Regions from separate parts of the Homo sapiens genome. Here region 1 is linked to region 2. A link is a loop called in an ENCODE intact Hi-C map of the cell type or tissue named here. Cell type or tissue: MCF 10A. All regions are shown on one strand. Each heading gives the region's core, and the rest is flanking DNA. Links, peaks and the distances in the headings are about the cores only.

Region 1 (12,033 bases), core at 1,789-9,788, 200 kb after region 2:
CTCTGGAGTTGGGATGACTTTTTTCTTCTTCAGTATTTAACAGCCTTTTCGGAGTTGTCTCATATCAGGGCAAGGAGTTAAGGACTTTGTATCCACATCAGCACTCTGGAGGAGGGTAACTGGATAAGGTAGTTCTCTCTAGGTAAGGGCAGTGCCCTGTGAGGAACACAGCTATAAGCCAACAGCAGCAGCATCCTTTCCCAGCATCCAGAGTCTTCTGACTGTTGTCCAGGCACCCACAGATTCTCTTTTTTATTGAGATATTACACAGAGTAATGTGCACAAATCTTAAATCCATGGCTCTATGAATTTTTGTGTATGAATAGACTCATATAATTCCCATTCAAACTAAGATAAAAACCAAATTTTCAGTACTCCAGCGGGCTGTCTCATGTCCCCTCAATAACCATTCACACAGATGTAATCACTATTCTCACATCTATGAGCATACACTGGTTTTGCCTGTTTTTGAATTTCATATAAGTGGAAATATCTAATATATACTCTCTTGGGTCTTGCCTTTTTGGCTTAATGTGCCTAATGTGATTCATGTATGTTGCCATGCATAGCAGTAATTTATTCTTACTGCTGTGTGGCAATATTGAGTGAATATACCACAATTTGCTCATTCTACTCTTTTTTTTTTTTTTTTTTTTTTTTTTTGAGGCAGAGTTTCACTCTTGTTGCCCAGGCTGAATTCCAATGGTGGGATCTTGGCTCACTGCAACCTCCGCCTTCCGGGTTCAAGTGATTCTCCTGCCTCAGCCTTCTGAGTAGCTGGGATTAGAGGCATATGCCACCACGCCTGGCTAATTTTGTATTTTTAGTAAAGATGGGGTTTCTCCATGTTGGTCAGGCTGGTCTTGAACTCCCGACCTCAGGTGATCTGCCCACCTTGGCCTCCCAAAGCACTGGGATTACAGGTGTGAGCCACCACACCTGGCCCTTACACCTGGCCCTTGACCATTCTACTCTTTCTTTTTTTCCTTTTTTTTTTTTTTGTTGAGACAGAGTCTCGCTTTGTCACCCAGGCTGGAGTGCAGTGGAGTGATCTCGGCTCACTGCAAGCTCCGCCTCCCGGGTTCAGGCCATTCTCCTGCCTCAGCCTCCCAAGTAGCTGGGACTACAGGCACCCGCCACCACACCCAGCTAATTTTTTGTATTTTTAGTAGAGGCGGGGTTTCACCGTGTTAGCCAGGATGGTCCTGATTTCCTGACCTCGTGATCCGCCCACCTCAGCCTCCCAAAGTACTGGGATTATAGGTGTGAGCCACTGCGCCCGGCTCCGCCCATTCTACTCTGAATGAGCACTTGAATTGTATCCAGTTTTGACTATTATGAATAATGTATCCATGAACCCTCTGGTACGTGTCTCTCGACTGAATATTACTTCAGTTCTGTTATGTATAAAAGAGGAATTTCAAGGTATACATATGTTTAGCCTTAGTAGATACTGCCAAACAATTTTTTAAGGTAGTTATACCAGTTTACAATCCCACCACAATCTTTCTAGCCAAAAAAGGTACATTTAAATCATTTCTGCATGAGGGAATAAAAATATGTTCACACCCATCTGTACTAAACAATACAAAAATTAGCCGGGTGTGGTGGCATGTGCCTGTAATCCCAGCTACTTGGGAGGCTGAGGTGGGAGAATCCCTTGAACCCCAGGAGGCGGAGATTGCAGTGAGCCGAGATCGCGCCACTGCGCTCCAGCCTGGGCGATACAGCAAGACTCCAACTCAAAAAAAATTATAATAAAAATAAAAATATGTTCACTCTGAATCAAGGAAAACATTAGTTAGGCTAAGGATAACTAGACTGTAAGAACTTTTTAATAAGTAAGATAAAGACTTGAATCAGCTGTTCTCCATGGGTACTGTAGAAACTTTTCTCCAGTAATTTTGCAGGAGTGTGAAGAATGTTTAAGGGGTTCCGTAAGTGTGGTCATAGGTCAGGTTCCTTAGAAGCAGATCCTGACAGATTTTTTTTTTTTTTGAGACAGAGTCTTGTTCTGTCGCTCAGGCTAGAGTGCAGTCGTGCGATCTCCATTCACTGCAACCTATACCTCCCAGGTTCAAGCAATTCTCCTGCCTCAGCCTCCCAAGTAGCTGGGACTACAGGCATGCGCCACCACGCCCGGCTAATTTTTGTATTTTTATTTATTTATTTATTGTTATTTATTTATTTTTGAGATGGAGTTTCACTCTTGTTGCCCAGGCTGGAGTGCACTGGTGCGATGTCGGCTCACTGCAACCTCTGCCTCCCAGGTTCAAGTGATTCTCCTGCCTCAGCCTCCCGAGTAGCTGGGATTACAGGTGCCCACCACCATGCCCAGCTAATTTTTGTATTTTTAGTAGAGATAGGGTTTTACCATGTTGGCCAGGCTGGTCTCGAACTCCTGACCTCAGGTGATCCACCCATCTCGGCCTCCCAAAGTGCTGGGATTACAGGCGTGAGCCACCATGCCCAGCCTATTTTTGTATTTTTAATAGAGACGTGGTTTCTCCCTGTTGGCCAGGCTGGTCTTGAACTCCTGACCTCTGGTGATCTGCCCACCCCTGCCTCCCACAGTGCTGAGATTACAGGCGTGAGCCACTGTACCCAGCCAGATCCTGAGAGATTTTGATGCATGTGATCTATGAGGAAGGGTTCTCTGGAGAAATTTATTAAGGAGGAGGTGAAAGGGAATGGGAAAAGGGAAGACAGCCAAAGAAAGATGTGGGTTTGGGGAAAATCTAGCCTCGGCTGGATCCCATTAAAAAAAACAAAACAAAACTCTGGAGCATAAGCCATGCCACAGAGTCACCTTCCCTTTTGAGGTGGTCTTCTGAACCCCATATCGCTCTTCATGATTGCAGGCTTGGGCAAGGGGGTAGCGGTCGTCGTGGTAGTAATTAAATCCTGGAGGTTTCTTCTATCAATCTAGAGCAGCTGTTCTCAGCCCTGGGCAATTTTGTCCCCTCAAGGGCATTTGGCAAAGTCTGGAGAAGTTTTGTGATTGTTACACCAGGAAAACTCGTGCTTGTATTGAGAGATTAGACGATAAGGATGCTGCTAAACATCCTACAGTGCATAGGACAGCCTTCTGCAACAAAGAATGATCCTGCACAAAATACTGGAGTGAAGAAACCCTGAGCTAAGGCAATTCTTTGGCGGGATCAGTGGCAAGCCATTACATTCACTGCTAGTGACAGATGAGCTTCCTGGCTCCATAAAGGGAATCTGGGCAGGGCATCAGAATAGTACCTTTTGCAGATGCTTTTTCAAAATATGATGTTAAACAATGAAGGAGGCTTGAAATGCTGTTCAGTTAGCATTCTTTTGTGATCCTGCATTTCATTTAATGGGATAAGACTAGCATCTTGATATATATATCACTAAGCCCTTAGGTACATTGCTCAGAAATCTTGTCAAAAAACACTCTTATGTCAGCTGTAGCCATTTTGGATTTTCTTTGGAGCTTTATCGAACTTGTGCAAAATTGGAATTGGGCTGAATCCTCCCTGAAATACTCATTACTATGCTACATTAGTGCTAACACTGTGCTCCTTAGCAAGTTTAACTCTAACAACTGTAATGTGAATGGGCTAAAGGATTGGGGAAAAGAACAAAAATAGCTGCACTTAAATCCAGAGGGGTTTGAAAACCACTGGAGGTCACCAGTGTCAGACTCATGGTCTTCTTAGTCTACATCCTGTTGGGACCATCCCTTAAACCTCTTTTACAGTCCTGTATTTATCTGTCAGTTACCCACGAATTTATCTGTGTCCTCTTAGAAGCAGTTTATAGCTTGGAATTGCAAAACTCAGGGTATCAATGGCAGGAAATATTTGCAAATTATGCCTCCAACAAAAGACTAATATCCAGAATTTACAAGGAACTCAAACAACTCAACAAGGGGGAAAAAACCCAGTAAAAAGTGGGCAAAGGACACGAACAGACATTTCTCCAAAGAAGACATACAAGTAGCCAATAAACATGAAAAAATGTTCAACATCACTAATTAGAGAAATGTAAATTAAAACAACAATAAGACATTATCTTAACACCAGTCAGAATGGCCATTATTAGAAAGTCAAACAACAACAGATGTTGGCATGGATGTGGAGAGAAGAGAATGCTTATGCACTGTTGGTGGGGATGGAAATTAGTACAACCTCTACAGAAAACGGTATGGAGATTTCTCAAATAAATAAAAATAGAAATATAATTTGAACTTGCAATCCCACTACTGGGTATCTACCCAAAGGAAAATAAATCATTGTATTACAAAAAGACACTTGGCTGAGTGCAGTGGCTCATGCCTGTAATCCTAGTACTTTGGGAGGCTGAGGTGGGCGGACTGCCTGAGCTCAGGAGTTCGAGACCAGCCTGGGCAACATGGTGAAATCCTATCTCTACTAAAATACAAAAAAATTTAGCCAGGTGCGCACCTGTAGTCCCAGCTACTCGGGAGGCTGAGGCAGAAGAATCACTTGAACCCGGGAGGCAGAGGTTTCAGTGAACCAAGATCGCACCATTGTACTCCAGCCTGGGCAACAGAGCAAGATTCCATCTCATAAAAAAAAAAAAAAAAGAAACCTGTACTCATATATGTATTGCTGCACTATTCATGATAGCAGTCATGAAATCAACCTAAGTGTCCATCAGTGGTTGACTGGATAAGGAAAATGTGGTGGCTGGGTGCAGTGGCTAACGCCTATAATCCCAGCACTTTGGGAGGCCAACGTGGGTGGATCACTTGAGGTCAGGAGTTCAAAATCAGCCTGGCCAGCATGATGAAACCCGTCTCTACTAAAAATACAAAAAATTAGCTGGGTGTGGTGGCACACGCCTGTAGTCCCAGCCACTCGGGAGGCTGAGGCAGGAGAATTGCTTGAACCCGAGAGGCAAAGGTTGCGGTGAGCCGAGACGGCGCCACTGCACTCCAGCCTGGGCGACAGAGCGAGACTCTGTCCCAAATAAATAAAATAAAAAATGTGGTATAATTACACCATGAAATACTATGCAGCCATAAACAAGAATGAAATCAAGTCCTTTGCAGCAATATGGATGGAGCTGGAGGCCATTATCTTAAGTGAAATAACTCAGAAATAGAAAATCAAATACTATAAGTTCTCATTTATAAGTAGGAGCCTAAACAATGGGTACACATGAACATGAAGATGGAAATAGTAGACACTGGGGACTCCAAAGGGGGGAGAGTGAGAGGGGTAAGGGCTGAAAAATTACCTAATGGGTACTGTGTTCACTATTTGGGTGATGGCTAACTAGAAGGACAACCCCACCATTATGCAATATATCCATGTAACAGAATTGCACATGAACCCCCGAACCTAAAATAAAATAAATTTAAATAAAAAACTCATGAGTGCCATTGTATTACCACTGTTATACAAAAGGATTTTTTTCAAACTTCAAAATGTGTTATCCAGTTTGTACTCTAACTTTTGTATTTTTTTAATTTTTTTTAAATTATACTTTAAGTTTTAGGGTACATGTGCATATTGTGCAGGTTAGTTACATATGTATACATGTGCCATGCTGGTGCGCTGCACCCACTAACTCGTCATCTAGCATTAGGTATTTTTACTCTAGTTTCATGATCCTAGTATTAGTTTTTTTTTTCCTTTCTTAAAATGAATCATCACTGTGTTCAATTCTGTTTTTAAGAGTTCTAACACTAGGCCAGGAGTGGTGGCTCACTCTTATAATTCCAGTGCTTTGGGAGGCTGAAGTGGGAAGAGTGCTTGAGGCCAGGAGTTTGAGACCAGCCTTCACAACATAGCAAGACCCCGTCTCTACTAAAAAAAAAAAAAAAGTTAGCTGCGTGTGGTGAAACATACCTGTAGTCCTAGCTATTTGGGAGGCTGAGGTGGGAGGATTGCTTGAGCCTAGGAGGTTGAGGCTGCAGTGAGCTATGATCCTGCCACTGCACTCCAACCTGGGAAACAGCACAAGACCCTGTCTCTGAAAAAAAAAACAACAAAAAAACAAAGAGTACAATTGTGGATAAACTTATTCTTGACAAAAATGTAGTCAAATGGAAATATTGTAATGCCACATATGTATTTTATATATTATATATATATATATATATATATATATATATATATATATAGAGAGAGAGAGAGAGAGAGAGAGAGAGAGAGAGAGAGAGAGAGAGAGAGATATGGAGTCTTGCTCTGTCACCCAGGCTGGAGTGCAATGGTGCAATCTCAGCTCACTGCAACCTCCACCTCCCAGGTTCAAAGGATTCTTTTGCCTCACAGCCTTCCGAGTAGCTGGGATTACAGGTGGTGCCACCACACCTGGCTAATTTTTTTGTATTTTTAGTAGAAACAAAGTTTTCCCATGTTGGCCACAGCAGTCTCAAATTCTTGACCTCAAGTGATCCACCCGCCTAGGCCTCCCAAAGTGCTGGGATTACAGGCATGGGCGACCGTGCCCAGCCTGTAATCCTATATTAAGTGAAGAAAGCAAATATAGATTATGACATTCTTTTGTTGAAAATACTTCCCATACTTTTATGAATAGGAGTCTGAAAAGATGTATGCCAAAATAATAACAGTGGTTAAGACGTAGTTTGCAAATACTGTGTAAGATTCCACCACCTCCCCAAAATGGCTCAGAGAATGAACTAGCGCTATAAACAACTTATTCAGGAAGCTATTTTTCAACATAGGTTAAAGCTCCATTCTTTGAGATAACATTGTTTTAATCACCTATATGCATGCCACCTTCTGGAAACAAGGAGTATTTCACCATTAAAAGACTTCTAACAATAGAACTTGGTAATAAAGCTGACATTGGAATTGTTTATAAAAACCATTTTTAATTTAACATTTAATTTGGAAGCTTATGGATCACAATCAGGGTTGTTAGACCAGAGGAGGGGCCAATTTAATATAATGAAAGATGATAGGTTACACACTTGTCCTACATAAGTTGGTCATGGAAAAAACTTTATCTTATTATTTTATTTCATGTTCTCTATAGGCCAGAAGGAAAAACTATTTTTAAAACAGTGGAAGGCCATTCAAAAGTAAGCTTTCAGAAAATGAAAAGATAAAAAACACTGCAACATTTGAATGCTCAAAAATGATGAAAAATTGCATTCCTGTTTTCCCCTCTAAACCAGAGCTAATTTAAAACATTAAAATAATGTCTTTATTCTCAAGCAATGTCTGTATTCAGAAATAGAAACTCAATTTGATCTATGAATCAATATAGCTATGTCTCAAAAATGAACCAAAGTAGGAAAAAAAGCATGTTGCAGAATTACTTTCATAGTGTGAGAATGTGCCCATATAAAGTGGGTCTAAACACAAAGCAACAGGGTCCATAGAAATGGATGTAGAAATAGAAAAGGGTCTGAAGTGATAGCTAGGACTGCCTTTGAGGAAGCAGGAGAAAGAACCAAAGTTGCATGGCAGCCAAAAGGAACTTTATGTTCTTAAGTGAGAATGAATCTATAACTTATATTTACCACTAATAGAAATGCAAAAATAAGAGAACTATTGCCTGCAAGAAAACAAAAACCAACAGAAACCCAAAACAACAAAACCTTGTTATATACTTGAAACTATCCGTATTTTGTGATTTAGCAGATGCAGTATATATTTCTTATAATGACGGCAGCACTGAACCATGTTGTCTGTTTTCCTGTGTTGCAGTCCTGTGTGTGTGTGTGTTGCCAGACACATAATAAAGTACCCAGGAAATGCACAGCTCTAGTTTGCAAAGTGCTTTCAATTAGAATTTCCTCATGGATAGCATAGCTTGTTTCAGTTGATTCTCTGGCATTAATAATTTAAAAATATTAATGCTTGTGACCTACAGGAATGAGGTCCCATGGCAGATGTAAAGATTATTTCTTTTTTTTTTTTTTGAGATGGAGTTTCACTCTTGTCACCCAGGCTGGAGTGAAATGGCACAATCTCGGCTTACTGCAACTTCCGCCTCCTGGGTTCAAGGGATTCTCCTGCCTCAGCCTCCTGAGTAGCTGGGATTATAGGCACACACCACCATGCCTGGCTAATTTTTGTATTTTTAGTAGAGACGGAGTTTCACCATCTTGGCCAGGCTAGTCTCGAACTCCTGACCTCAGGTGATCCACCCCCTCGGCCTCCCAAAGTGGTGGGATTACAGGTGTGAGCCACCGCTCCCGGCCAAGATTCTTTGTAAAGAAGCTAATTTGGAATAGTTTAGTCACAGGCCTATCTCAAGGGACCTTTTGAGAGCTTTATTAAATCAAAGTTGGCATCAATTCATTGTCAATATTGAGTGCCTATTACTTGTAAGGCTCAGTATGGTCTAAAGCAGGCAGGCTTGGCTTTAGAATGTGAAACAAAGTAGGTGGTAATAACAGAGGGAGTCAACTCTGTAATAGTGTAGAGCCTGGGCCTAGGAATCAGACTCACCTGGGTTTCAATTCCCATTGCACCACTTACTAGCTGTGAGATCCTGTGCAAGCCAAGGGAATATATAATGCCTACTTCATAGAGCGGTCAGGAGGGAGAATGAGATCATTACAAAGGGTTTGCTGCAGTGCTGGCACATAGTAAATATTCAGTTAATGTTAGCCCCTGTTACTATTAATTTTTTTTCTGAGTCCTAATGAAGTTTCAAGAATGTCTCCTTAGAATCATAAAACAGCTGGAGATTGAAAAGACTTTTGAAGTTTTCTGGTTATCTCCACTGTCCTAGGAGAGTACTTTTCATCCCTTTTCCACTGATACTTAAAACCACGGAATAAATACCACAACTGGATTATTCTAATTAGTGGTGGAATAACAGGAAACAACATGTGTGGAAAGGCCAAGGGAATATGTGGGGGAAGAGGGAAACCAGCGGGAGAGGCACTGAGAGAGTGTAAGGGGCACACTCCAAAGGGAGAAAATACAAGGAAGACAAGTAGAAAAAAAGACAGAAAAGATGTCCTCAGACAAGTGTAAGGACAAGAGTGAGAAAAAGGAAAGAAGGGGAATACAGAGGGACCTTAATTTGTGAATGCAGTCACCGACACGGTTTAAGAGTCAAACGTTCTGAGTTCTAATTACTGTAAAATGCATGGTTATAAAACGTACTGATTAACCTCTCTGAGCCGTTTTCTTTAGAGTTTGCAGCGTAGATTAGATGAGATTAGCGGGACGGACGCTCTGTTAAAGAGAAAACTCTTCAAATAAGCCGTTAAGAATGAGAGAGAAAGCTGCAGAAAAAGAGAAGTGGAAAGAGAGAGGGAGGAAAGGGAAAGTGTAAGAGGAATTGTTCACAAGGCAGGTGAGAACTAAGGGAAACCACTGTAACGGTGCTGCTGTGGCTACTGCGGTGACTACTTCAGCACATCAAGCGTTGACAACTTGCCAAGTTCGTTATTAGAGTTCTACATGCACAATTTCATGCTACCCTCACAGCATTTCTATGGGGCTAGGTTCTCGCATTATCCGCGTTTTACAGAAGATATAGAGAGGTTTTGTAACTTTCCCAAGGTCTTACAGCTGAGAAGTTGTGGCCAGGAAGGGATTCAAACGCACGTCTGTTTACCTGTCAAGCCAGTGCTGTTAAAATCATCTCTAAGAACCTCGAAAAAGGCTCGGTTGCTAGTCATCCCGCCGGTTCAACGCCGGCTCCCAGGCACCACTCGCCACGCCCTTTCTCCGCCCGGGGGTTTTGAAAGTTCCGCCTCTTCTCGAACGGCGTCCCGTCTCCATGGAGATTGGCGTGGGGAGAGACTTCCTGCCTTACGCGCGAGCACTTCCGCCTCGAGCCGGAAGCTCCGTCCCTCACACCGAGAGTTCCTGCGCGTGGGGAGTTGGAGAGTTTGCGTGGCGGGAACGCGGCGGCAGTGAGAGCGAGCGGCGCCGGCCCTTGCGTCCGGTGCGGCGATGCTGACCCCGGCGTTCGACCTCAGCCAGGATCCGGACTTCCTGACTATCGCCATCCGCGTGCCCTACGCCCGGGTCTCCGAGTTCGACGTCTACTTCGAGGGGTCTGACTTCAAGTTCTACGCCAAGCCATACTTTCTCAGGCGAGTTCGGGGTGCCTGGCCGCAGGAAAGGCGCATTCGTTAGATAGCTGCTTTAGAGGGAGAATGCAAGGTCGAGAGAGCAGTGCTCGATTGCGCGAATGCCTTTTCCCGACGTTTCCGCAGCTTCTCTTGGTGCCAGGGAACTGCCCTCTTCCAGGGGTGCGTTTTAGATGCTGCGGAAGCCCTTTTCCTTCTTGAGCTTTCTTAAATCCCATATCAAAGGATTGCGGAATCACTTGAAAAAGTGACGTTTGGACCGTGTCACTTTCCCGTTTCTGCCCTGTCGCCCTAGTTCTCGTCCCGTTCTGACTTGTTCTGTTCTTTCCTTTCACTCCGCGTTTGCTCTCCCAGTCTCTCCCTTCCTGGGAACGGCGCGCGCTGACATCTCCGTGACTTCCCAACCCGTCGGTCCTTTTAACTTTGCCCAGGCCGCCTTCTGTTGATCTATCTCTTGTCTGTCCGCTCCCTACTTACCGAAATTCTTACCTTTTTTGGACCTCTTGACACCAAATTAGCCTAGTTCTCCTGCTTCCCTGCTGTCTGCTGCTCTTCTGTTTGGTTTTGTCCCTGAAGTGTGGTTGTTTCCCCCAAGTCTCCGTGAGGGTCTGTCAGCACTTGATCTGTTTAAATTATTCTCCTTGCAGAATCGTAACCTTGGTAGCAGCTAACACTGATAACTCGTAGTGTGGTGGACAAGCAGTTCCGTTAAGTGCTTTATGATGGTGTATCTCATTTAACTTTGACGGTGATCCTTAGGGATAAGCACTGCTATTAACCCCATTCCACAGAACCCGCTGCTACATATTCATCCTAAAGTATTGCCAATCTCTTGTCCTTCTCTTTATCCATCCTCCTAATCTTTCTGAAGTGTAGCTGCATCCTACTTTTCCCACCCAAGTACTTTTGTGGTACAAACCTTCTCCACCAGTCAAGGTGGTTTTTTCACTGTTGCTGAACCAGTTTTGCTCAGATTTCCCTTAGACCATATAACGTCCGTATTTGAATTATTGCACTTTCCAGTTTTTTAATTCACTTATTTCTTTAATTTATTTATTGAGTTTCAGTGTTGGTATTATTGTGCTGAACAAGACAAAGTCCTGCCCTCATGTACTTTTCACTGGGGAGAGGAAAACAATAAACAGTGTACTTAATTGTGGTGAGTGCTATGAGGAGAAAGAAGTGCACTAATAGAGAATGAAAAAGGGCCCATGTTTTATAAAGTGGTCAGGAAAAGCCTTTCTGGGGAGGCGATATTTAAGCCAAGATGTGAAGAATAGGAAGAAGATTATGGTGGTAGCAAATATTTATTGAATTTTTACTCCAGGTTAGTGCTTTATACGGATTATCTCATTTGTTATTAGGACAGTGTTACAACGAGGCTTTATTATTTACCCGTTGCCGTGGATGGATTATTTGTGGGCACCCCCCCAACTCTTGTCCCCAAATTCATATGTTAAAGGTCTAATTCCTGTGTCACTTCTGCTTTATTGTATTCATCAAAACAGTCCCAGAGCCTGCTGAATTTTAAGGGGAGGGAACATAGACCTTCATGGTTGGGAAGAGTGCTGTGAGATGGGCATTCTTTGATAATACAGTTTGCCCCCAGATGTGGTGGCTCACTCCTGTAATCCCAGCACTTTGGGATGCCGAGGTGGGCAGATCACTTGAGGTCAGGAGTTTGAGACCGGCCTGACCAACATGGTTAAACCCCATCTGTACTAAAAATACAAAAAAATTATCTGGGCTTGATGGCACGCGCTTGTAGTCCTAGCTACTTGGGAAGCTTGAGGTGAGAGAATCGCTTGAACCTGGGGGGCGAAGGTTGCAGTGAGCCAAGATTGCGCTATCGCACTCCAGCCTGAGTAACAGAGCGAGACTGTCTAAAAAAAAAAAAAAAAAGAACATACAGTTTGCTATACCAAGGATGAATAAAACCTGGTCCCTCTCCTTGAAGAATGGAGACTGTAGCTGCGGAGGCCCCATGTAAGCAAATATAATTT
Region 2 (12,033 bases), core at 541-8,540:
CACATCTCCAAGAGACATTTGGCAATGTCTAAAGATATTTGGAGAGGGGAACACTACTGGCATAAGTGGGTAGAGGTCAAGGACAGTGCTAAACCTCTTATAATCCCCAGGACACCCACTCACAACAGAATTATCTGGTACAAAATGTCCATAGTTCCAAGGTTGAGAAATTGTATCCAAATTTAATTCTTACTTTGCTATATCTAAATCTTGACAACTGGAAATATTTTCCATCATAAAGAGAAAAGCCATCAAGTAGTTATTCCAAACATGGGAATTATGCCCTAGAGACACCCTGGAAAGGCATCTAGAATGGCATCTCAGGGCAATGAGTGCCACCACAGTATGTAAATCCAACAATATTAAAATTACAGTAAATCACCAATCTCTTTAATCCAAATCTCTTTAATGGAAAAAACATATAGATAATGTTATTAGTAATATTCTACTTTGGGGACTGAATGGTAGGTTCACAAGTATGTTATCACACTTAATTACATATTAAATAAATTCAGTCTATTTTAAGAATAATATATTAGAAGCAATAAAATGATTAAATATAGTAAATAATATACTAGAAATAGAAAAAATATACTTACTCTGAAGAAGGATAAACACAGCTAACAACCATCACATTCTGCAATAACAAAAATCAGTGATTTAGTATGAAGAAAAGTACTACAACATAAAGTTTCATCATTTTTGTTTCTAAAATCACTCTGGTGGGTTAAATTCCCATTGATTCTAATTTTGCTAGTAAAGGAAAATGGTTAAAAATGAAAACTGGTGAAACAGCAAAAACTAAAACAATAACAAAGGACCAAAAGAGAATATCCTACTCAGCCACTAATTTTTTTTTTCCTATACTTATTTTTTACCCTAATCTAGTTATTCTAGACCCGTAACATCATACACTATACGTAGTAGAGTAACTAAGCTCAGATGGAATCAACAAAGATGTTGAGAGATTGAAGTACTTAAGACATATGTAATTGATTTTCCTTACAAAGCAACACCCAATCCACGGCTTGTTGTGTTGCATCATATATCCCACAGAAAGAGACTCAAACCTTTTTTGTAATATATTTATGATCTTCCCAGTAAAAATAACTTTACTAATATTCAGTGTTCACTGAAAGTTTAGTATGAGTCACAGTAAGTGTTTTGCATTTAATCCCCCTCCCAGCCCTATTATTAACCACATTTTACAGAGGAGAAAACTAACTGGCCCAAGGTCACACAACTATGAAACACTGCAACCCTGATTTAAAGGCAGGGCACCTGGTATGACTACTGTAACATATTGCTACTTTATCTGAAAATCTCCAAAATGTAATTATTACAACTCCTGGAGCTGAAAAGTAAGTACTGATGAGCCATCTCAGTTTCCTGGCCTTTGGGGATATTATTCAATTGAGTGTACAGAGGATCAACAAAATATATTAATCCAGTATGGCCACAAAAACTACTGTAAATCACTATGTAATGGTTTTTGATTCCTGTTCCCAGGGTAAAATAAAGTGGATTTGAACCAGATCCTTAAATGAACAGGGGAGTGTTTCCGGACCAACCATCAACTGAAAATTAGAACTCATTAGTCCAATCTTGGTTCTCACAGGGCTTCCTTCATTTTTCACTCAAGACAAGTCAATTTCTTACTTTTCATTCCCTTAAACACCTTGAATCTTTGTTCTTCACACCATTTCCTTTTTTTTTTTTTTTTCTGAGACAGAGTCTCACTTTGTTGCCCAGGCTGGAGTGCAATGGTGCCATCTCAGCTCTCTGCAACCTCCGTCTCCCAGGTTCTAGCAATTCTCCTGCCTCAGCCTCCTGGGTAGCTAGGATTACAGGCGTGCACCACCACGCCCGGCTAGTTTTTGTATTTTTTGCAGAGACAGGGTTTCACCATGTTGGCCAGCCTGGTCTCGAACTCCTGACCGTGATCCACCCACCTCAGCCTCCCAAAGTGCTGGAATTACAGGCATGAGCCACCACACCCAGCCCACACCATTTCCTTTATTCAGAATACCCTTCCCTTATTCTAACACTCCCTCAACCCCCTCCACACACAAACACTAATGTTTATCTCTAAATCTGACCTGCATCTTTCTACTCAATACCTCATTTACATGCTTGGCACCAGTAAGTTTCCAAAGTTATGTACCTTTGAACTCCAGAATTGAGAAAATGAATTCCATGTGTAAGTTTATAAAACACTCTATAAAGTTAAAATAGCAATTATAACTTCACAGAACCTTTAATAAGTTGATATACACTATGAATTTCCAAGAAATAATAAGCTGCTTTCACCAAACTTCAATGACCAACACACAAACCCTCCTCTACCCGGTCCTATTAAATCTCTCTGTAAAACAGAATGCAATTTGGAAAACAATTTGGGAAACTCAAGGTAGGCTGAAAAACATATTTCAAGAAGTGGTACCCGAAACAGATCTTACTCAATGTTCTTTTCTAAAATAAAAGCTATTACACCACAGCATAATATAATTCCAATAATAAAATAAATACCTTTTCTACTCCTCTGAGAAATTTGTCTGTTCCTGTATAGTTTCTCCTTGGATCTGTTAACAATTCACATAGTCGCTGAATAGTAAAAGGGATACTGCAAAAAAATATAATTTTACAGTGTGAGATCACTGATAATCAAGAAAACGAGGAACATTATTTCTTTTGCTAGGTAAAGCTGTATCTAGTCACCCATGTATTAAGCTACAAAAGAAAATGCTATAATAGGGAAATAAATGGATGAGTCATTTAAAAAAAGACAATAAAATAAGCATACCTTTCTATTTAACAAAAAAACCATTCTCCCTTCCTTTAAAAAGCAATAAAGGTGGGGGGGGAGGGAGGGGGGAATGGTTAACGGGTACAAAAATATAGTTAGAATGAATAAGATCTAGTATTTGATAGCACAACAGGTTGACTACAATAATTTATCGTACATTTTAAAATAACTAAGAGTATAAGTGTACTGTTTGTAACACAAAGCATAAAGAAACGCTTGAGGTGATGGATAACCCATTTACCCTGATGTGATTATAATGCATTGTATGGCTCTATCAAAATATCTCATGTACCCCATAAATATGTAAACCTACTATTTACCAACAGAAATTCTTTTTTAAAAAAAAAGCAACTTAGAACACCCAAAATCAACAGAAAGCTTCAAAACTGAGGAAAAAATTTTTATATAATAGAAAATTCTAAATCCTGATAATTTGATTTTTAAGTTTACAAGAGAGGTAACACAAATAATAATCAAGTTGGGGGTTATTTAATATATGTATTTTTCCTCAAGTATTCTTCTGCACTCAAAGGTTTCTTTAAAATGTTCAAACAAAACTACAAATATTTTAAATGTGGTTCTGCTCCATTATTGCAATTTCATATATAATCTAAGTTTAATCCAACTTAAAATATACACAACTTTTATTTAACTTTACCAAATAATTTCACTATACCTCAATTTTTCCTTGACCACAGTAAATACAAAACTGATATAAGTTGGAACTAAAATCATTTTATAAATATTTTTAAGTTTTGAGCTCATGTAGCTATTAGCATTCATAAGAATTACAAGCTGAACAGAACAGCAAAGTTATGAGCACGAGGTACGACAAACGCAGCTAACAAATACAAACAAATCTTCAGACTTCAGTGTCTGCCATACCAATCTATTTATTCTCTTTAATGAAAAGAATTACAAAGCCTCAAATTAATAGTTAACATTCACAAAGGTCTTCATTTTTTATAGGCAGTGTGATACAGAATTTTCTTCCACCACAAGGTATAGTAGTTAGTGAGTTAAAATGCCAGGACTCAAACTCAGTCTCTCTAACTTCAAATCTCATGTCCTTTCCATTGTACCACACGTATTTTACAAAATTATAGTTGTTTATTTTCTAACTGGATAAACTACATTTGGTTCTCATATTCTTTGTGTCAATACTATTCTTATGTTCAAAGTATAAGATGTGCAAAAAATTCTGAAAGTGCTTAAAGTGCATGTTATTCATATGAGAACAAATGTTTTTAGATAAATTTGAGAGTCCAAGAATCAATCTTTTGTCTCAAACCTAAAATCGAATCCAAACCTAAAAGTGAGAAAACTGTTCTACCAAAAGACAAGGCACAGAATAAAAGATTAAATGTTTGCCTGATATTCCAAACATTCAGAAGCAACTAGAAATTCCTCTGGGTTTCTGAGGAAGAATACTTTTTTGCTTTTGAAAATCTACTCAGAGTGAAGTACAATGTCAAAATGAAGAATCCTTTTAAATGGGGAAGTACAAAGCACACCAACAGCGTTACTAAGTATGAAACAATAAGCTTATACATCTTTTGTTTCATTCCTATAAAGACAACCATTAGAAATCTATAGCTAATACACAAAACTAACTCTACTTTAAAAATGTTTAAGCATTTTCCACATGTATAACAAACAGTATTAGTTTCTCAATTGTCTGTCCGTGAAACCCAGTATTATCGTGGATTTCAGATTAGTGGTATAACTCACCTTAGCTCCTCTTCTAGTTCATGGCTCTTCAAACCTTACACACACAACACACCTAAGCTATTTCCTCATTAATCACCCCATAGTGATACTGTCATTAAAATTTATTATTCAAAATATACAAAATAGCACCAACAGTTTGGGTATTCAACAAGTGTTTGGGTATTCAAATAGTACTTAACTGAAAAATACTGTCTAGTCATTATGCTTTTTCTTCCTACTAAAATTCTTTCCCACATTAAAACCTAATGTTTTCTCACTAATTAAAATTAGTTTTAACAGATGAATATTTTAAAACTTCTTGTTTAACAACATGTACACTGAATGCTTTGGCTAATTTTCTTTAGAAATGTAAGTTAAATTGTAGCCAATTATTAATATTTTATGTGTTGTTTAATATTAATACTGCTTTGGGAGGGGGGTATGTGTTTACATAGCAATACCAGCAATGATAAAACGAGTTTAAGTTCTTAGACAATTTCAGAAGCTTTTTTCAAAAGATCCTTATTTCAAAAAGTAAAAGAAGCTTTAAAAGTCATTTTACCAAGTATCCAATAGATGGCACTAAAATGTCACACAACACTTCCTTTTCTCACACGACAGGCTAAATCCCAACCAAACACTTTCTGCAAATCAATGGATCCACTGGAAATATTAGTATGATAAATGAACGTAACAGCATTGAAAGGTCTCTTTACATACAGACTGTACTTTTAAACTTATTCCATAAATATAAGAGCCTATTATAAACTAGAAATACCAACCTTGTTCAACAGCAGTCAAAAGACATGTAAATAATTACAATTACAGTAATAAATAACAACACTGTATAAAAAGTGCCATGGAGACAGAATAAACTGTATGCCAAGCTTAGTAAGCGTGACACTGGGAAAACTTAGTGTGAGGTAGGCCTCTAAAAGGAGGCACAAGAATAAACCAGAAAAACCAGTACAAAATGAAAGCATTTGGTACAAGTATATGAAAGCTCTGCTCTCTGATACTCATCCATTAGACATAGCATACAAAATAGTTTATTCTAACTTCTGAAAATATTAAGGCTTTTCCCACACATACTAAGAAAAGCAAATATAGGGAGAGGAGCGTTAAACACACATGCCACTCATTCTCAATGAAAAGTCTATTCAGAAATCCTTAAATTTGGGGGGAAGTGGTGATCAGATGTTCATTAGCAAAGTTATACTGTAAAATAAAAAACCCTGGGCCAGGCACGGTGGCTCACGCCTGTAATCCCAGGACTTTGGGAAGCCGAAGCAGGCGATCCCCTGAGGTCAGGAGTTCAAGAACCAGCCTGGCCTGTAATCCTAGCTACTCGGGAGGCTGAGGCAAAAGAATTGCTTGAACCTGGGCGGTGGAGGTTGCAAGTTGCAGTGAGTCGAGATTGAGCCACTGCACTCCAGCCTGGGTGATAAGAGTGAGACTGTCTCCAAAAAAAAAAAAGCGTTTGGTTTACTCTGCAATGATATATCATCTGATTTATTCATATTGTAAAATGGAAAACTAAGATGATATAAGGAACTGAAAAAAGGACATGACTAGCTAGCATCTCAAATTTTTTAAAACAGTGCCTACAACATCCAGTAACATTTTTTAAACCCCCCGCCCCACACATTAAGGATCCACCTTTGCTAAATATATATATATATTTTAATACACACACACACACACACACACACACACACACACACACGCTACCCCACTAGGAGACCTTACTCAAAACTGAATTTACCTGAGTCTTCATGGGTCTCATGGGTCTTGTCTGAAAACAAGGGTTCTACAAGTACACTTCAAAGATTATCATGACGACTAAATACGACATAATGTATATGGTATATTAAATCACCTAACAGTGCCTAAAATATTTCAGAAAGTTCAATAAATCTTAGTTCTTATTGTCATCATTCCATCTACTCTTTGATAGAGATTGTGGGAAGGCACACATGGTCCAAAGACCAACAAAACCAAAAGTATAGGTCTGTCTTTAAAAATACTCCCTTTAATTCCAAGGAAAATAACTTACCCTAATTAATAGGACCACACATTTTACCTTATATATCTTAATTTAAATGCAAGCTGTCCCTATTTACTTTTTTTTAAAAGCAGAAGTCTTGTACACCTAAAAGCTATGGAAATTCAAATACCAAGAAAGTTGCTGAATATCAGGGAAAGACATCTTAACATAAAGTAGCAATTCAATGCTATTTTTTAAAAGATAAATTTTAAGTCATAAGGCTAAACACTAAAGAAATAATGTCTTAAGCATGTATTTTAACCTAAATTTCTATAAAAGTACTAAGTTGACAAGGCACTCAAAAAATAAGTGCGCACTTCATTCAGACTCTAAAAAAATCAGTTTAACTACCTTAACTTTAAATTATATAAGCAACTTTTCCACATGAAAAAGACAAAGGAATGTAACATGTAGCACAGAGGCTACTGGAGTAAACAGCTAAAGAAATGACCATAAAAATCTGACATCCTACTAAAAAAAAAGTCAAAACAGTCATTCACTTTTGTTTTACCCATGTATATGTGGATTTTACTGTCTTTTCTGACTAAATGACCACATTAGTGGTGTCTTAGTTAACAGAAATACTGAGTTAAACTTAACTGTCAACATGGAAACTAACAATATCTCTGTTACCAAAGACTAAGTTCATAATTTTGTTTACACCTACAAAGTCTTACAAAAGTCAGAAATACCATTAGAATCCTGTGATACTAGCTTTACTTGAAGCAGTATGTTCTTTCTCTACTCAGGCTTTAATATTTACATAAACATACACATTCATAAATATTTATATTTATGAATTTTGGGTTAAGGAGTGGTGCAGACACTAGTTTACTTACATCATTGGGGTTCCTTATCATTATTAAAAGAGGCGAAATTAGCTGAGCACGGCGGCTCACGCCTGTAATCCCAGCATTTTGGGGGACCGAGGCGGGTGGATCACCTGAGGTCAGAAGTTCGAGACCAGCCTGGCCAACATGGCGAAACCCTGTCTCTACTAAAAATACAAAAATTAGCCGGGCATGGTTGATGCATGCCTGTAATCCCAGCTACTCAGGTGCTTGAGGCAGGAGAATTGTTTAAACCCAGGTAATAGAGCAACACTCTGTCCCCACCAAAAGAAAATTCATACACATATAATCTTATGTCTCAAATCAAATGACAGATTTCGCTTTTTTTTTTTTTTTTGAGATGGTGTCTCGCTCTGTCACCCACGCTGGAGTGCAGTGGCACCATCTCGGCTCACTGCAACCTCTGCCTCCTGGGTTCAAGCAATTCTCTTGCCTCAGCCTCCCGAGTAGCTGGGACTACAGGCGCCTGCCACCACGCCCAGCTAATTTTTTGTATTTTTAGTAGAGACGGGGTTTCACAGTGTTAGCCAGGATGGTCTCCATCTCCTGACCTCATGATCCGCCTGCCTGGGCCTCCCAAAGTGCTGAGATTACAGGTGTGAGCCACCACGCCCAGCTAATTTCGCCTCTTTTAATAATGATAAGGAACCCCAATGATGTAAGTAAACTAATGTCTGCACCACTCCTTGACCCAAAATTAATCTATAGCAATTGTCAAAGCTTTTAATAAAGTTAATCATCTCTTGGAGTTCCTATAGTCTGAACTGTTATTTTATTTGCATCAAATATAACTAGCAAGAAAAAGTTAATTAGGCTTTCTGTTAATTTCAATTTTTAAGTTTATTAAAGAGAGTATCACATCAAGCCATATTACCACTAGACAAGACCAGGTGGGGAATAGTAAGGAGGGATGGTTACAAAGTCATGCTAATTCTCAAGTAATTATTCTAAGAGAAAGAAAGGGGATAAAGAAAAAACAAGTAAGTAGGGGTGGGTGGGTGTGGGTTTGTGTATGTGAGAGAGACAGAAATCTGCCACAAATAAGTACATTTTAACTAATATACTCAACAAACACTGACACAAATAATTAACAGCACAAAAACCTATTTTCCCCAGGCAACTGGGGAGCACAAAAATCAGGAAGCAATAAAGTGAATCAACAGTGTCAGAGAACAAAGTAATAAACGGCTAAGGACCCATTCTCTCAGTCCCTGAATCATCTGGAGCTAACCGTAAAGCAAACAACACACAAACTGAAAATCAAATGTGGGTTGTTTTATTCTACAATCCAGACTTTGGAGTATAAAAGTCTCATATATAACTTTAAAAGATCATGAGCAGTACTCTCAGCTGTGACTGACTGTACCTGCTTAACAGATGATATAAAGATTATTAGGTATCAAAAGTTTTCCACTTTTTCCAGACCTCCTCATAAATATATAGGAACACTATTTTAGTTTACTATTCACAGAGTGAGGAGGCCGACTGCCTACTTTAGAGAGGACTTAGAGGTAACAGCAATGACAAGAAAGGGTCAAGACTTGAGAGATTAACTTACTTTTATATTCATTATTCTTTCATTTTGAAAAATTCAGAGAACATAAAATGGTATCTTTTAAAACTGCCAGGAATGTAACTTACATGCTCTCTATCCCTCAACAAAATGCCTCTTTGTGTATACCATTATAGGAATGAACCATTACCTATTAGCAATTCCTAAATTATATTCATGGTCTCTGTAATAGGAGGAGGATTTTCATAAATGGCCCTGGTTTGAGTAAACCCATATACTCTTTTTTATTATAATTCCAGAGGGCATAAAATGGTCTTTTAATTGACCATTTCATTAAAATTTTTAGTTTCGTTCATTTTAATTTTTGGTGTTTCTCATCTGACAAACTGTAACTTCACTTTTGGAGAGTAGTTATAATCCATCTTCTATGAAATTTTAAAGTTCCAAAGTAATTTTAAAAGACAAGAAAATGACCAAAAAAAAAAAGAAAAGAAAGAAATTAAGCATTCCATTGTGATTCTTCTATGCCTCAATAGACAAAATAGATATAAATATACTTTTATTCTTTTTTTTCTAGTCCCCAGTTATTCAATATTCTTTTCTTTACTCATTCATTCATTTATCCATCCACGCACCTAGTCATTCCATACTTGTCTGTTTAAGAACCTACTATATTCAGGCACTCACTCTTCTAGGCCTTGTTTGGAAAAGACTGTTACCCCAGCTCTCCAGAAGCTTATAGTTCAGGAAATCAAGTAAACAAGTGCATGGACAATTTCCACTTCAAAGAGGGAAAAATCTGTACTTTGGCCGGGCGCAGTGGTTCACGCCTGTAATCCCAGCACTTTGGGAGGCCGAGGTGGGTGGGTCACAAGGTCAGGAGATCGAGACCATCCTGGCTAACAGGGTGAAACCCCATCTCTACTAAAAATACAAAAAATTAGCCGGGCGTGGTGGCGGGTGCCTGTAGTCCCAGCTACTGGGGAGGCTGAGGCAGGAGAATGGCATGAACCCGGGAGGCGGAGGTTGCAATGAGCTGAGATTGAGCCATTGCACTCCAGCCTGGGCAAAGAGCGAGACTCCATCTCGAAAACCAAACAAACAAACAAACTTGTACTTTGGTAATATACTAAAATAATTTTAGAAAGCGGATAATCTTTCTTACGGCAAAATACTAGGAAGCATTTAATATAAAACTTTTACAAACTAAAAGCAAAAACAACAAAAACTTACCAGTAAGAAAATTAGCAAAAGAAAGTCAAAAGAAGATATAAAGGGCAATTCACAGAAAGGCTGTAAGTACACAAAAAGATGTTCCATTTCACTTGCAATCAAAGAAACACAAATACAGACACATATACAGTACCGAAGAATTACAATATCTGCACTTATTACAAAAGAAAGCATCAACAACCACATTTTGCTAAGTCAATTTTGCAGCACTGATAAACTGAAAATTAAGTGTTCATAAGCTAACCTAGCAATTACATTTCTACAAATTAAAAAAAGTAACAATCTGGCCAGGTGCGGTGGCTCATGCCTGTAATCCCAGCACTTTGGGAGGCCAAGGTGGGTGGATCACCTGAGGTCTGGAATTCAAGACCAGCTTGACCAACATGGAGAAACCCCATCTCTACTAAAAATACAAAAATTAGCCGGGTGTGGTGGCGCATGCCAGTAAACGCGGCTACTCGGGAGGCTGAGGCAGGAGAATCGCCTGAACCCAGGAGGGGGAGGATGTGGTGAGCCGAGATCGTTCCATTGCACTCCAGCCTGAGCAGCAAGAGCGAAACTCTGTCTCCAGAAAAAAATAAAAAAAAGGCAACAATCTATACGTATATTCAAAACATGACATTCATCAACAAAAGATACGTGGAAGGATGCTCACTACAAGCACTGCTTGTTAACAGCCAAAAAAATAAATGCCTACCATCAATCAGGACAGGCAAATAAAAACCTATTATTCACATAATAGAAAACAATGTAGCCATTTCAAATAAATAAAAAGATAGCTTTAAATGTACTAATATAGACATGTTGAAGCTTCTCTAAAAGGAAAATACCACTAGCATATAGCATGATTCTACTTTCATTCTTTATGTACTTCTGTAACAGTGGGGATCTTTTTAAAAGCGTGAACATACACCGCTTTTGTAATTTAAAGATTATCTATTACAAATGGGGGGAGGAGTGTATAAGAATGGACAAACCCTCAAACTGGTGGAAAACCAACAAAATGTTACTTCTTAGTAAATATTTTAAAAAACTATATATATATAAAAAACACAAAAATTGAACATTTTGTAAACATGTTTCAACATACCAATATATTAAAATACAGACAAAAAAAGAGTAAATTAAAAATAGAAAAATCTTGATGTATCACTGATTAAATAAGACTTAGATTCTGCCTGCTCAGAGAAAGTGATTCATAAACTGAAAAATCAAATTTAAAAAATGTAAGTTCGGGCCAGGCGCGGTGGCTCAAGCTTGTAATCCCAGCACTTTGGGAGGCTGAGGCAGGTAGATTACTTGAGGTCAGGAGTTCCAGACCAGCCTGGCCAACATGGTAAAACCCCGTCTCTACTAAAACTACAAAACAAATAAACAAACAAACAAAAAAAACATAGCTGGGTGTGGTGATGCACCCTGTAATGCCAGCTACTCGAGAGGTTGAGGCTGGAGAATAGCTTGAACTTGGGAGGCGGAAGTTGCAGTGAGCCCAGATGGTGCCACTGCACTCCAGCCTGGGTGACAAAGACTCCATCTCTAAATAAATAAAATAAAACAAAACAAAACAAAATTTCAAAATACGGTTCAAAAATAAAGTTGTAAAAGAAGAATGCTCAGGCATTTAATGACTGTTCAAATCATTTTCTGAAGTAGGTGAATTACCTCTTTTACAGATTAAGAAATTACAAATATTTAGATTTATGTAATAAATAATACACAATATTAATTTTATTATATTTATATATAATATATAATACATGTATTTGTTTCTAGCCCAACTTAATGTGAATGAACTGAAAATGGTATTTGCTATTACTAATTCAGAATAACAAGTAAATATGCTTACAAAGCAGCAGTATAATTTGACCTGTTT

The links. Hi-C counts contacts between places; a loop is a spot of excess contacts. Peaks named below come from ENCODE experiments on the same cell type or tissue, not always from the same donor. Only the 100,000 strongest peaks of a DNase experiment are listed, where the experiment ranks them.
Region 1: it touches region 2 in a loop (9-fold over the local background); 49 of 110 quality-filtered maps call a loop at or near these places.

The regions. Positions count from the first base shown.
Region 1 is chr3:72,846,198-72,858,230 of GRCh38, reverse strand. SHQ1 (SHQ1, H/ACA ribonucleoprotein assembly factor) reads left to right here and starts at 9,786. Exons shown (of 11, transcript NM_018130.3): 1 at 9,786-10,033. The coding sequence starts at 9,891. RefSeq lists an enhancer at 9,468-9,567. In MCF 10A, for the core only: a CTCF peak has its summit at 6,749 (motif pointing left); a DNase peak (open chromatin) is centred at 9,700.
Region 2 is chr3:73,049,627-73,061,659 of GRCh38, reverse strand. PPP4R2 (protein phosphatase 4 regulatory subunit 2) reads right to left here. Exons shown (of 9, transcript NM_174907.4): 4 at 2,530-2,623; 5 at 600-637. EBLN2 (endogenous Bornavirus like nucleoprotein 2) reads right to left here and starts at 1. Exons shown (of 1, transcript NM_018029.4): 1 at 1. RefSeq lists a silencer at 5,805-6,005 and an enhancer at 9,528-9,822. In MCF 10A, for the core only: a CTCF peak has its summit at 5,161; no DNase peak of the experiment used is centred there.